2 separate regions of the Homo sapiens genome follow, and region 2 is linked to region 1. A link is a loop called in an ENCODE intact Hi-C map of the cell type or tissue named here. Cell type or tissue: endothelial cell of umbilical vein. All regions are shown on one strand. Each heading gives the region's core, and the rest is flanking DNA. Links, peaks and the distances in the headings are about the cores only. Region 1 overlaps AAK1 (AP2 associated kinase 1). Region 2 overlaps GFPT1 (glutamine--fructose-6-phosphate transaminase 1).

What was found. Peaks named below come from ENCODE experiments on the same cell type or tissue, not always from the same donor. Only the 100,000 strongest peaks of a DNase experiment are listed, where the experiment ranks them.
Region 2: a loop joins it to region 1, with 2.3 times the contacts of the local background. A loop is called at or near these places in 5 of 110 quality-filtered maps.

Annotation. Positions count from the first base shown.
Region 1 is chr2:69,513,502-69,516,315 of GRCh38, reverse strand. It overlaps AAK1 (AP2 associated kinase 1), which reads left to right. Exons shown (of 22, transcript NM_014911.5): 13 at 1,567-1,845. Among named protein-coding and RNA genes, the nearest start is that of SNORA36C, 5.3 kb to the left of the region's middle. In endothelial cell of umbilical vein, for the core only: no CTCF peak of the experiment used is centred there; a DNase peak (open chromatin) is centred at 1,705.
Region 2 is chr2:69,374,778-69,377,591 of GRCh38, reverse strand. All of the region lies in intron 1 of GFPT1 (glutamine--fructose-6-phosphate transaminase 1), which reads left to right. Among named protein-coding and RNA genes, the nearest start is that of GFPT1, 11 kb to the left of the region's middle. In endothelial cell of umbilical vein, for the core only: a CTCF peak has its summit at 1,674 (motif pointing left); no DNase peak of the experiment used is centred there.

The DNA of each region.
Region 1 (2,814 bases), core at 276-2,775:
TCTGGAAATCTTGATTCTTAACAGCATTAACATAGATAATTAATTGTTCTATCGTTTTAAGATAGCAATAACCATATGATTACTGAAAACAGTTTAAGATTTCCTTGCCCATTTTACCCTTAGAATGTTTAGCACATTATTTTCTGGCGCGTTCAGCTACCAATTTGATACACCGGTTTATATGCATTGTTTTGCTTTTGATTTTTAGTTATTGCTTTTTAAATTTTAGTTTAATTCTGTTTTGTGGATATGTGAAACATTTACATAGTTTCAGAGTTAAATCTGCAAAAGTCCATCCCCACCAACCCATATATAGTGGTATTGCTCATTCTTATTTACAACTTGAGAGTATTCTATTAGATATTTCCTTCAGGATATATCTATCATAAATATTTAATCAGCCAGTCTCCTGTTGATAGACATTTGGGTTGTTTCCAGTATTTTGCTGTTATAAGTAGGCAGCTATTTTTTTTTTTTGACATCTTCTAATTTGTTAACCCTTTAACTTTGCCCCAGTAGACAAACAGTATCCTCCCAATTGACTCTAATAACTACGTAAAGTATACGGGATGTTCAAAGATACAGTGTTGACCTTAGTTCATCAGCAGGCCCTTATTTTGAGCTCTGTTTGTGTATGTAGCACATAGCCCCTAACAGTGGGGATTAGAGAGACATATAAGAAGTGTGGGCCAGATACAGTGGCTCATGCTTGTAATCTCAGCATCTTCAGAGGCCGAAGCGGGAGGATTGCTTGAGCCCAGGAGGTCGAGACAGCCTGGGCAACATTGTGAGACTGTGTCTCTACAAAAAATAAGAAAAAAAATTAGCCAGGCATGGTAGTGTGCACCTGTGATACCAGGTACTTAGGAGGCTGAGGTGGAATGATCACTTGAGCCCAGGAGGTCAAGGGTGCAGTGAGCCGAGATTGCTTGCACCACTACATCCCAGCCTGGGCAACACAGCAAGACACTATCTCAAACAAACAAACAAAAGGAAGCGTCATAGAGCACACTGGCTATTTTGAATGTTTAAGGAAGTTTAATAAAAATGGAGCTCTTGGGAAATAATTTTTAGTAAGACTTGAGATGAGTCTTAATAGTTGAGTTAACATTTAGGTTATTCTTTTCAGTGTCATCATTGCTTCATCCTGTTCAGGTAGGGAAGCATTTTAATCTTGGCTACTTCAAATCCCTTTATAAGAAGGATTACCTCTATGATTAGGAGATCGTTTATTAGCTCCTGCTATACTCTAGCTTATGGAGTCACATGATGTTTAGTCAGATAGCTTCCCTTAGGCAAGGCCCAGAAACCCACTTGGAAGGCCAGTCTGTAGTGCAGGAGGCAGCCTGGTGCAATGGATGGAGCCTAGCAGTGTAAGGGACTGCTGCTGTGTTGTATTTTAATTCCCTGAGGTCTCTATCATGAGATTTTAGGCCTAGCCTCAAGACTTTTCTACTTGCCCTTGCCTTTGGCTTTAGCACTGGTCTTCATTGTTTTTGAGACATTTGTCTTTTGTGACTATTATTCTGGGACAGGCCCTTATTCATCTCCTCATTTCTTGCTCAGTTTCAGGCAGTACATCCAGCAACCCAGAAACCAGCAATTGCTCAGTTCCCTGTGGTGTCCCAAGGAGGCTCTCAACAGCAGCTAATGCAGAATTTCTACCAGCAGCAGCAGCAGCAGCAACAACAACAGCAACAGCAACAGCTGGCCACAGCCCTGCATCAACAACAGCTGATGACTCAGCAGGCTGCCTTGCAGCAAAAGCCCACTATGGCAGCAGGACAGCAGCCCCAGCCACAGCCAGCTGCAGCCCCACAGCCAGCCCCTGCCCAGGAGCCAGCGGTAAGAATCAACCAGAGCTCAGAGCACAAAAGCAGCAGAGGAATGTGCAGCGAGAGCTAGGGGAAGGGTGGGAAAGATGGCAGCAGCTGATGAGGGTCCAGGTTGCTTTCCCACCTGGGTGGTTCAATTATTTGATCTTTCCTTGATATATCCAAGAATAGTATGGATGTTCTATAGAAGATAGAGGTTTTTTTAAAAAAGGATTCTAGGCTACTGATGAAGAGCCTTCTTAATTTTTATCACTCTGAAACTAGGCTAGCAGGAAGATCTGTTCATCATCTCTGTCTGTGTCACTTTGAACAGTCAAGGACCTAGGCAGGATTAAAGCTAATCCCTTTCTCTTCTTCAAGGGGCAGTTTGATCCATTGTGCCCTTTCCAGGCCCTGGGTCCTCCATGTTGTGTTTATTCTTTGTCTTGGATGACATTACTAATCACATTATTTAAGTTTACCATGCAGCTCCCGTCAAGGGCCTGCTTACCTGAGACCATTCACCCTGGTGTAATCCCCCTGGGTACCAGAGCATCTGAGTATCCAGTCATTTGAGCCATCTTATCAATTTAGAAATTGGGCATGTCCACTTTTAGATATTGGCTGAGTATGGCATCAGAACCCCTCGTCTGATTGTCCTCTACAGTTTCAACACACACGGGCACATCATGCTTTGGCCTGTGATAAGTGGATTTTTTTCTGTACTCTTATTTTTCTGAGTGATAGTGATAGAAAATGTTATGGTGTTAGAAAAAGACATTTTGCATACCCAGCTGGTAGAGTGTCACAGCTACCCTGTTACTCCCAGGGAAGTCTAACTACTAGAGGAACAAAGGAAAAGTAAGAAGCCATCTTTCTGCTGGGCACAGTGGCCTCACGCCTGTAATCCCAGCACTTTGGGAGGCCGAGGCGGGCGGATCACAAGGTCAGGAGATCGAGACCATCCTGGCTAACGTGGTGAAACCACGTCTCTACTAAA
Region 2 (2,814 bases), core at 138-2,637, 140 kb after region 1:
GCCTCCCAGGTTCAAGCTATTCTCGTGCCTCAGCCTCCCGAGTAGCTGAGACTACAGGCACGTGCCACCACAGCTGGCTATTTTTTTTTTTTTATTTTTATTTTTAGTAGAGACGGGGTTTCACCATGTTGGTTAGGCTGGTCTTGAACTCCTGACCTCGTGATCCGCCCGCCTCGGCCTCCCAAAGTGTCGGGATTACAGGTGTGAGCCACTGTGCCCAGCCAAAATGTTCTTAAGCTCTCAAGATTCATATAGTGAGCCATTATAAACCAAGGAGATTGGAGTTAGAAGTATTATTAAAGTTGAATGCTGTTGTTGAGTTACATTATTAAAAACAGTGAATTTAATATTGCATTACTTAATCTTTTTTTTTTTTTTTTTTTTGAGACGGAGTCTTGCTCTGTTGCCCAGGCTAGAGTGCAGTGGCACGATCTCAGCTCACTGCAACCTCTGCCTCCCAGGTTCAAGCAATTCTCCTGCTTCAGCCGCCTGAGTAGCTGCGATTGCAGGCACCTGCCATCATGCCTGGCTAATTTTGGTATTTTTGTGGAGACGGAGTTTCAGCGTGTTGCCCAGGCTGGTCTTGAACTCCTTACCTCATGTGATCCACTCGCCTTGGCCTCCAAGTTGCTGGGATTACAGGCGTGAGCCACCCAGCCCTGCCGCATTAATCTTTAAAAAAAAGTAGAGTCTATAAATTGTCTTAAAAACAATTTTATATCATTAGCATTTAAATAGTTTTAACACATTCATATACATCTTTAATCTTTAAATCATTTACCATCCGGCTTACATTTTTATGTTTTTACCAACTTTCATTTTTATCATCTGGCTTACATTTTTACTTTTACTATCAGACTTAGATTTCTTAAAAAAGAGAGAGTTTAGGAGTGAGTTTTTCTGGATGTGCTTAGAATTTGGCAGCTCTGGACAATCTGCAAACAATCCTCGACAGGCTTCTGTTTTCAAATAAGCTAGATTGTATCCTCCTTTAGTGGACTCTAGCTGATGCAGTCACAGTGGTGGGAACTAGTTCAGATTCAGTTTTTTTCACACTTTTTTTTTTTTCTTTTGAGATGGAGTCTCGCTCTGTCTCCCAGGCTGGAGTGCAGCAGTGCGATCTCGGCTCACTGCAACCTCCGCCTCCTGGGTTCAAGGGTTCAAGTGATTCTCCCCGTCTCAGCCTACCAAGTAGCTGGAGTACAGGTGCACGCCACCATGCCCGGCCAATTTTTGTATTTTTAGTAGTAACTATGGGTTTCGCCATGTTGGCCAGGCTGGTCTTGATTTCCTGGCTTCAGGTGATGCGCCTGCCTTAGCTTCCCAAAGTTGGGATTACAGGCGTGAGCCACTGCACCTGGCCCACATTTGTATTAAAGTATTGTTTTAGAAAAGATTTGTGTGCTGTGTATTGTCTTTTAATGACCTGGTTAAAATACTTAATTGATAGTTATCTGTACGTGTTTAATCTTTCTCAAAGATCAGTGACCCATAGGTGAAGAGTGCAAAGTTTGATTTACAATTGGGTTATTCGTTTATTCATATTACAGATACTTCATGAAGGAACAGCAGTAGCAACAAAAACCCCGGACTCATTCTTCTGAATTAAATGGGTGCAGATTGGTCTGGAGACTCTTCTGCTGCCCTCTAGTGTTTATATCATGAGTAGCCATTGAAAGTTGGAAGCTGCACATTGCTGTGCCGCTACCACTCTTACCTTAGCAATATCCTTAAGCAGCATGTTGTTTATCCTTATCTTAATTGCTGTGCTTTGAGGTTGGGAATGCTATTTGTGGGTATCTCTGGGATATCAGTTAACTCAATTTCTATTTTTGAATTATGTAAGATAGATGTTCTACCCTCCCTTACAGGGTGGTGGTGCTGTGAAAGTAAGATGACTGTACATTACAGGAAAGCTTAAAAAAATAAAAATGTAAGGTGTGTGTGTATCTTTTTTTAATCTGAATGAAATATGGGATTTCTGTAAGTCTTTGGCCTGGAACTGCTTCTTTGGGGAGAGTTGAAACCGTTGTTTCAGGTTATTTTGGATTTTAATGTGTGAGTTTCTCTTTTTTAGGGCATAATAATTTATTTGAGAAAATTGCAATGTATTGATCATGGTGATCAGCATGTATGTTATGGCTTTCCTGTTGGGTATCAACAATGTGCCATTTTTGTATACTGAAATATTTCAGTAGGATCACACTCTATAGAAGTAAATGTCTCTTTTCAGATGGAAATGAAGACTAGTTTTTTGGGAGTTCTATCTCACAGAATTAATTTAAACTTCTTATGAATCAGAATTACAGTGAAATGTAGTTAAGAAAAAAGGAAGTTTTAAAATAAGCAGCTTGAACTTGTATTTTTGTATATTTTATATAATTTAGTCTTCAGTTTTGATACATTAAAGCTGTGTCCACTCTGGCCAAAGCACAGCCATGGAAAACCTCAGATAATGCCCATGCTGCCATTCCTAAAAGTGTGGATTTCCTTTACCTGTGTTTTGTTACTTCTTTGCTTATCCCGTTCAGTTCACATTGTATTACTGCTTTGATTTCTAGTTTTGTTTTTCCAAATGATTGCTCTTTTTCTGTGAATTTTCAAGGGTTGTTATGTGGTTGTCATTTGCTAATGTGATGAACAAGTAATTCAAGCAATTATCTTTTAAGATAGTTATATATTTGGTCAGTTTTTACTATTTTACGTAATTATTTAAGGGGTGAGTATTTTTCATATCATTTATTCCTAAATGTCACTGATAGCATGGTTATTGGAAATAAGCAAAATTAATCTCATTGGTACAGATTTTAGGGC